2 separate regions of the Homo sapiens genome follow, and region 1 is linked to region 2. A link is a contact called in ENCODE Hi-C or POLR2A ChIA-PET data. All regions are on one chromosome and are shown on one strand. The core of a region is the stretch at or near the end of the contact, and the rest is flanking DNA. Distances in the headings are between cores, read along the strand shown.

The links. Hi-C counts contacts between places; a loop is a spot of excess contacts on that map. ChIA-PET counts read pairs that join two places held with the same protein, here RNA polymerase II (POLR2A). Pooled maps may share reads with other maps.
Region 1: a loop to region 2 is called in a map with no recorded cell type, with 3 times the contacts of the local background. The contact joins two enhancer-like sites. A Hi-C loop is called at or near these places in 1 of 168 maps with a recorded cell type or tissue (HCT116), 4 of 37 single-sample maps with no recorded cell type and 6 of 50 pooled maps. POLR2A ChIA-PET finds 5 or more read pairs at or near these places in 2 of 52 experiments (T-cell and activated CD4-positive, alpha-beta T cell).

Annotation. Positions count from the first base shown.
Region 1 is chr4:38,175,214-38,178,713 of GRCh38, reverse strand. No RefSeq gene overlaps it. Among named protein-coding and RNA genes, the nearest start is that of LINC02513, 190 kb to the left of the region's middle. RefSeq lists an enhancer at 881-1,150. Within about 2 kb of position 1,618, at least 22 of the 41 ENCODE cell types and tissues checked have a DNase peak (open chromatin) inside an H3K27ac peak, as active enhancers do.
Region 2 is chr4:38,448,425-38,451,775 of GRCh38, reverse strand. It overlaps LINC01258 (long intergenic non-protein coding RNA 1258), which reads left to right. Exons shown (of 8, transcript NR_110951.1): 5 at 537-601; 6 at 1,736-1,832. Among named protein-coding and RNA genes, the nearest start is that of LINC01259, 60 kb to the left of the region's middle. Within about 2 kb of position 1,360, at least 5 of the 41 ENCODE cell types and tissues checked have a DNase peak (open chromatin) inside an H3K27ac peak, as active enhancers do.

The DNA.
Region 1 (3,500 bases), core at 369-2,868, 270 kb after region 2:
CTCTATAAAGGGTAAGAATCACAACAGTCTTAATAAAGTCTTCAGCCTTTATCAAAGGTCTATGCGAGAAATAGCAACAAGAAATACCTTCCTCTGCGTAGCCTGGTAAAAACAAGCATCAGTGGCCTGCTCTGTAGTATATAAACAGTGTTGGGCCATCCCAATGCAAAGACCCAAGCGTTTCTTAGTGTAAAGAAAAAGGGAGACTTTTTCTCTCTTGATAAACTGGAATCTCACCTGGATATAGAACAGGATAATCCAATATAGAACAGGATAATCCATGTTTCCTTCTCTGCCTTTTGCTGCCTCCTTAAACTCTTTTTCAGCCTTACCATGGCTCTCAGGTAAAGTTCTTTTCTGCAAGCTCTAGACTTTCCTCTGAAATATGCTTTCACCATCTGGGCATCCTTACTCTTCCTGCAAGACCTGGCCCTCGTGTCAGCCTTCTCAACACTACCAGGCAGGGCTGAACACAGTACACACACTTCTGTTATTAAGCAGATTGTTTTTCTGGAATGATCTGCATATGTATCTATCTTCCTCACAAGACTGTGAGCCCAGGAGCACAGGAAATCCAGTCTTATTGGTTTTGGTACCCTCAGTACCTAGCACAGAGTCAGTGTGTAAAAACAAAGTTTCAGTGAGAGGATAAATCAATCCATGAATGAATGAACAAATACCTACAAAATGTGTTTTCCTAAAACATTCTTTGACTTTTTCAACAATGTGTGAGCCTCAGTAATAACGATTGACGGACAGAGCAGACAGACTCCCCCACCACCCCCAATGCCTTCATTTCCCAGATAAGGAAAGTGAGGTTGCAACAGACACCAGCGGCACCGAGCCCAGCAGCTCCCCTCAAGAGCCACACCCAGGCCAGCTGCCAGCCATGCCGCAGCTGTGTTCTGAGAACATGTAGCACCCCCACGTCACTTGGCAGGTATTGCCACAGGCGTGCCACGTCGCCTTGCTTTTCCTTTTCCCTCCTTTTGCTGCTCCCTGGTTTAGGGTCCCCGTCACCTGTGCTCAGAGCACACAGTAGGGAGACAAGTGATTGGGGGGATTCACAGGAGAGAAAGTATGGTGGCTGGGAGATCCTCACTGTATCCCTAGCAAGGTCTGGAAACCTCAATCTTCATGATCCTTTGTCATTAACCATACTAAGGGTCCCCATTACTATGGGAACTTGGTTAATTCCCATTAACCAAGTAATGGGAAACCTGTTGACTCTTTCAACTTATTTCAACATCAGGATACAGAGAGCTGAAGTTCATGCCCAGAAATGCATCACCCATGAACCTAAACAGCTAGTTTTACTCTGCCTCCTCTCACTTGAATTAGTCTGATAAAAACCTCAGGGCGGCTGCTCCAAGCTCTGCTTGTCCCAAACCCATTTCAGAAACTGGAACGTGAGCTGGGCAGAGGGAAGGACTAACCCCCTGCTATTGTTCCGGCTTTGGAGAAAAGACCTACAAGGAAACTCTCAGCCCAATGCAGCTGTGGTGGTTGCTGAATCGTCAGACTTGCCACAAGCAAGATAAAAACTTTAAACAACAAAGGACTTTTCCGTGTTCTGCTGCACGCGGTTTCTTGTTCTGTTTTGGTTTCTCCTGGTGGTGTGGCCTGGCCTGCAGGGTTTCCTGACACTCTGCCCACCGCAGTCAGGAAGGTGCAGAAGCAACGGAACCCCTCACACTGCTTCTCAGTGGCTCTCCTTAACAGGCAAAGGAAACAATTTTTTTAATACAGGTAAATCCAGAAAGGACCTAAGGCTTTGATTCATTGGGGTTTGGTTTTGTTTTTATTTTTATTTTTATTTATTTATTTATTTATTTTATTTTATTTTGAGACAGAGTCTTGCTCTGTCGCCCAGGCTGGTGTGCAGTGGCGCGATCTCGGCTCACTGTGAGCTCCGCCTCCCGGGTTCACACCATTCTCCTGCCTCAGCCTCCCGAGTAGCTGGGACTGCAGGCACCGGCCACCATGCCCGGCTAATTTTTTGTACTTATTTTAGTAGAGACGGGGTTTCACCGTGTTAGCCAGGATGGTCTCGATCTCCTGACCTCGTGATCTGCCCGCCTCGGCCTCCCAAAGTGCTGGGATTACAGGGGTGAGCCACCACGCCCGGCCTATTTTTATTTATTTTAGAGACAGGGTCTTACTCTGTCATCCAGGCTAGGGTGCAGGAACACCGTTGTAGCTCACTGTAGCCTCCAACTCCTGACCTCAAGGGATCCTCCCGCCTTGGCCTTCCAAAGAGCTGAGATTACAGGAGCGAGCCACGGCACCCAGCCTGATTCGTTGTTTGTGAGCAGCAATTTGACCTTCTCTTGTCCACGCCTCAGAATTTAGGTCTCTCCTCTGAGGAACACAAAAACCCACATAGGAAGAGAGAGGAATATTTCAAATTTAGAGCTGAGAAAAGGGAAGTCCCTTTACTCTTCATCCTCAAATGTTTACCCAGTTCATGTGTCTCCCCTCTTCCAGATATCTAGTAGAAATGGGCCACTTGGCCCTGATCACGTGGTTTTCTGTTCTATGTATCTCTTTTCTGTCACCCCAGATTTTAGATATTTCTGTTTCCTTTTGTACCTATTAAGTACAAAATAGATACTGATTAATTGATAATAGCCACCGAAGTCTAAAGCCAAATTAGAGCCATTTTTATTATATAAAAATATAAAGCATTTATAGGCCGAGCGTGGTGGCTCATGCCTATAATCCCAGCACTTCAGGAGGCTAAGGCGGATCATTTGAGCCCAGCCTCGGCAACAAGGTGAAATCCTATGTCTACAAAAAAAGACAAAAAATTATCCAGGCATCATAGTGCACACTTGTAGTTCCAGCTACTCAGGAGGCTGAGGTGGGAGGATCAGCTGAGCCCCGGAGGTCAAGGCAGCAGTGAGCCATGGTTATGCCACTGCACTCTAGCCTGGGCAACAGAATAAGACCCTATCTCAAAAAACTAAAAAAATTATAAAACATTACTACAAGCCAGACCCTTTATTTTACATTTAATCCTCACCCCAATCCTATAAGGAAAGTGTTTTTATTCTGTTTTACACATGGAAAAACCTGAGGCTTGGAGGGGTTAGTGTTTTTTCTGGTAGAGCTACAGATACTAACCAGGCCAAAGTCTCATTCCTAAAATCCTACCATTGCCTCCTAAACCAGCCCAGCTCTTCTCACTCTTATCTACCTTGGATGGGCATCAGGCTAATCCTTCCTTCATCTCCTCCATTTAACCAGCTCTGGACTGGGAACATGGCACAGTGAGATATTTCTCAACATGAGAGTGACGGCTGGCACTCCCTACCATCTTGTCTGTAGCTGAATCCCTGATCAACTCTACTTCTCGCTGTAAAAAACAGACCAGACCTCAGAATCCTTCTCAACACAGCACTCCAGGCAGCCACTAGCAATCAATCAGCATTGCCTTTGATGACATAGCCAGTGACTAATAGAATTTAATTTCCATTTCTTTCCCATCCTTCCTGCCT
Region 2 (3,351 bases), core at 111-2,610:
AGTGATAGTACGTTTTTGTGAGATCTGATCATTTAAAAGTGTTTGGCACCTCCCCCGCTCCTTGCTCCTATTTTTTTTGCCATGAAATGTGGCTGCTTCCTGTTTGCCTTCCACCATGACTGGAAGCTTCTTGAGACCTCCCTGGAAGCAGATGCTGCTATGCTTCCTGCACAGCCTACAGAACCATGAGCCGATTAAACCTCTTTTCTTACAAATTACTGAGTCTTAGGTATTTCTTTGTAACAATGCAACAACAGCCTAATACAATGAACTATGCTGCCATAAACATGGATGTACAAGTATTTATTTGAGATCCTGTTTTCCATTCTTTTTGTTGTATACTCAGAAGTAGAATTGCTGGATCATATGGCAATTCTATTTTTAATTTTTTGAGGAACCTAGGTTAAACTTTTTGAAACTGCAGATATTGAACCAGTTTTATGTTTACCAAAAAAGCAGAACTTTAACACAATCTAATCTGTTTATTCCATCTCTCACTCTCTTGACTTCTCCATAACCCTATCCAACTGATAAAGAGGAATCAACTTCTTTATACAACAATGGCAGAGAAGTTCTACAATATGGAGTCCTGTGATAAAAGGTAATGCCAAAAGTTTGTCCAATGGTGACTTATGGTTCAGTCCACTCATTTTTGGTTTTTAGATTCTTCAGTGTCCTTCTTTTATCTGTTTCTAAAGTTACAAACTACCAGGAAATTTCTCATGGGAAAAAAAAATCTGTATCTTCGGATTATTTTACAAATCGGAAGACTAGAACATGTATATCAAAACCAGCTGGCGGCCCAGCACAGTGGCTCATGCCTGTAATACCAGCACTTTGGGAGGCCAAGGTGGGTGGATCACCTGAGGTCAGGAGTTCGAGACCAGCCTGGTCAACATGGCGAAACCCTGTTGCTAAAAATACAAAAATTAGCTGGGCTTGGTGGCGCATGCCTGTAGTCCCAGCTACACAGGAGGCTGAGGCAGGAGAATCACTTGAACCCTGGAGGCCAAGGTTTCAGTGAGCTGCAATCGTGCCACTGCACTCCAGCCTGGGTAACAGAGCCAGACTCCATCTCAAAACAAACACACACACACACACACACACACACACACACACACACACACACACACAAACCAACAACTGGCACCAGGGGGTCTTCCTTAGACAGGTCATACCTTCTCCAGTCCTACAGACACAGAGTCCCTTTTGATCTCTAATGCTGATGTGCACGTCAAATGCCACGTGTCTTTGTGACATGGCTTTTTCTAAAGCTGGTCCTACAGGCTGTTTGCACCTGCGATCCCTGGAATCACTTCAGTAAAATCAATGATTAACAAAGAGCTACTCTCCGGCCCTTTCCTGAGAGCTTGTTTTGAAGAAGTTAGAACTCTTTGCAAGGCAGTAAACCCTTCCTGGGAGTTGGCAGGAAAAGCCAGGAAGTCTTCTCATTATTATTGAGCACTGATCTTCCTTGTAGGGGCATATACCTAGCATACCAAAATTTACTCTCTGCAGCCCCCAACTTCCTGTCAGTAACACAAATGTAGGACATAAGTGAAGCTTTGCGAAAAAGGAGGATAGGATTTATTGTTCTGTTTTTAATTGAAAGCCCAAATAGCGATATTGATTGGTTTGATTCCACCAGAGAGTTAAACAATTTCCTTCCACATCCCCAAATCCCCAACTATGCAGAGCTGCAGCGGTCACCACCAGCCTCCTCAATGTTGTGCAGGTCCAGCTGACTGACCCACCAGCTGGTGACCAGCAGAGCAGAGGAGGAGCAAGCACAGGACCTTCACCTTTCCTGCCAGGTGTGGGCGCCAGTCAAGGTGGGCTCCAGGCTCTGATGCAGGCATGAGAGGATGTTGCAGCAGATGTGCTGCTTGCTTTTAAAGCTCTGGAACACAACAAAGATGAGGTTTTCTGTAGATGTGTACATGATTTTCATATAGAAAGATTTCCTTTTTCCTAAAGTCTAGAAAACAAGTAAATACCAAGTGAATCACTGACCTCCCAGAAACTATTTTATGCTCATGGTATGCACTGGTGGAGGGAGGTGACTAACGCAGGGCAGCCGAGCTGAGTACTTAAAGCTGGTTTTGCTCAATCTGTGGTACGGGTACTCATAGGGTAAGCATGATAATTTGGGGGTGATACACAGATATACATTTACAAATGTTAATAGTGTGATGTTGACACATGGAAACAGAGAGGGGAACAACAGACACTGGGGCCCAGCAGAGGGTGGAGGGTCGAGGAGGGAGAGGATTGGGAAACGTAATTAATGTACACTAGGCTTAACATCTGGATGACAAAATAATCTGTACAACAGGCCAGGCATGGTGGCTCATGCCTGGAATCCCAGCACTTTGGGAGACTGAGGCAGGCAGATCACGTGAAGTCAGGAGTTCGAGACCAGCCTGGCCAACATGGCAAAACCCCGTCTCTAGTAAAAATACAAAAATTAGCCAGGCGTGGTGGCATGTGCCTGTAATCCCAGCTACTCAGGAGGCTGAGGCAGGAGAGAATTGCATGAACCTGGGAGGTGGAGGTTGCAGTGAGCCGAGATCACACCACTGCACTCCAGCCTGGGTGACAGAGTGAGACTCCATCTCCAAAAGAAAAAAAAAAAAAAAAATCTGTACAACAAACCCTCATGACAAAAGTTTATCTAAACAAACCTGCACATCTACCCCTGAGCTTAAAATAAAAGTTTAATACTAAAAGAGAAAAAAAAAGATGTTTTTCAACGTAATATTACCTTTCACGCCAAAACAGGTGAATATAAATAGACATAAAAAATAGTGTGATATTTACGTTAATGTGCATTAGAATAAAAATTTAAGGGGGGTGGAGTCAAGATGGTCAAATAGGAACAGCTGCAGTCTACAGCTCCCAGCGTGAGTGATGCAGAAGATGGGTGATTTCTGCATTTCCAACTGAGGTACCAGGTTCATCTCACTGGGGAGTGTCAGACAGTGGGTGCAGTGCACCGAGCATGAGCTGAAGCAGGGCGAGGCATTGCCTCATTCAGGAAGTGCAAGGGGTCAGGGAATTCCCTTTCTTAGTCAAAGAAAGGGGTGACAGACGGCACCTGGAAAATCGGGTCACTCCCACCCTAATACTGCACTTTTCCAATGGTCTTAGCAAATGGCACACCAGGAGATTATATCCTGCACATGGCTCGGAGGGTCCTACGCCCATGGAGCCTCGCTCATTGCTAGCACAGCAGTCTGAGATCAAACTGCAAGGTGGCAGCGAGGCTGGGGGAGGGGTGCCCGCCATTGCTGAGGCTTGAGTAGGTAAACAGAGCAGCCAGGAAGCTCAAACTGGGTGGAGCCCACCGCA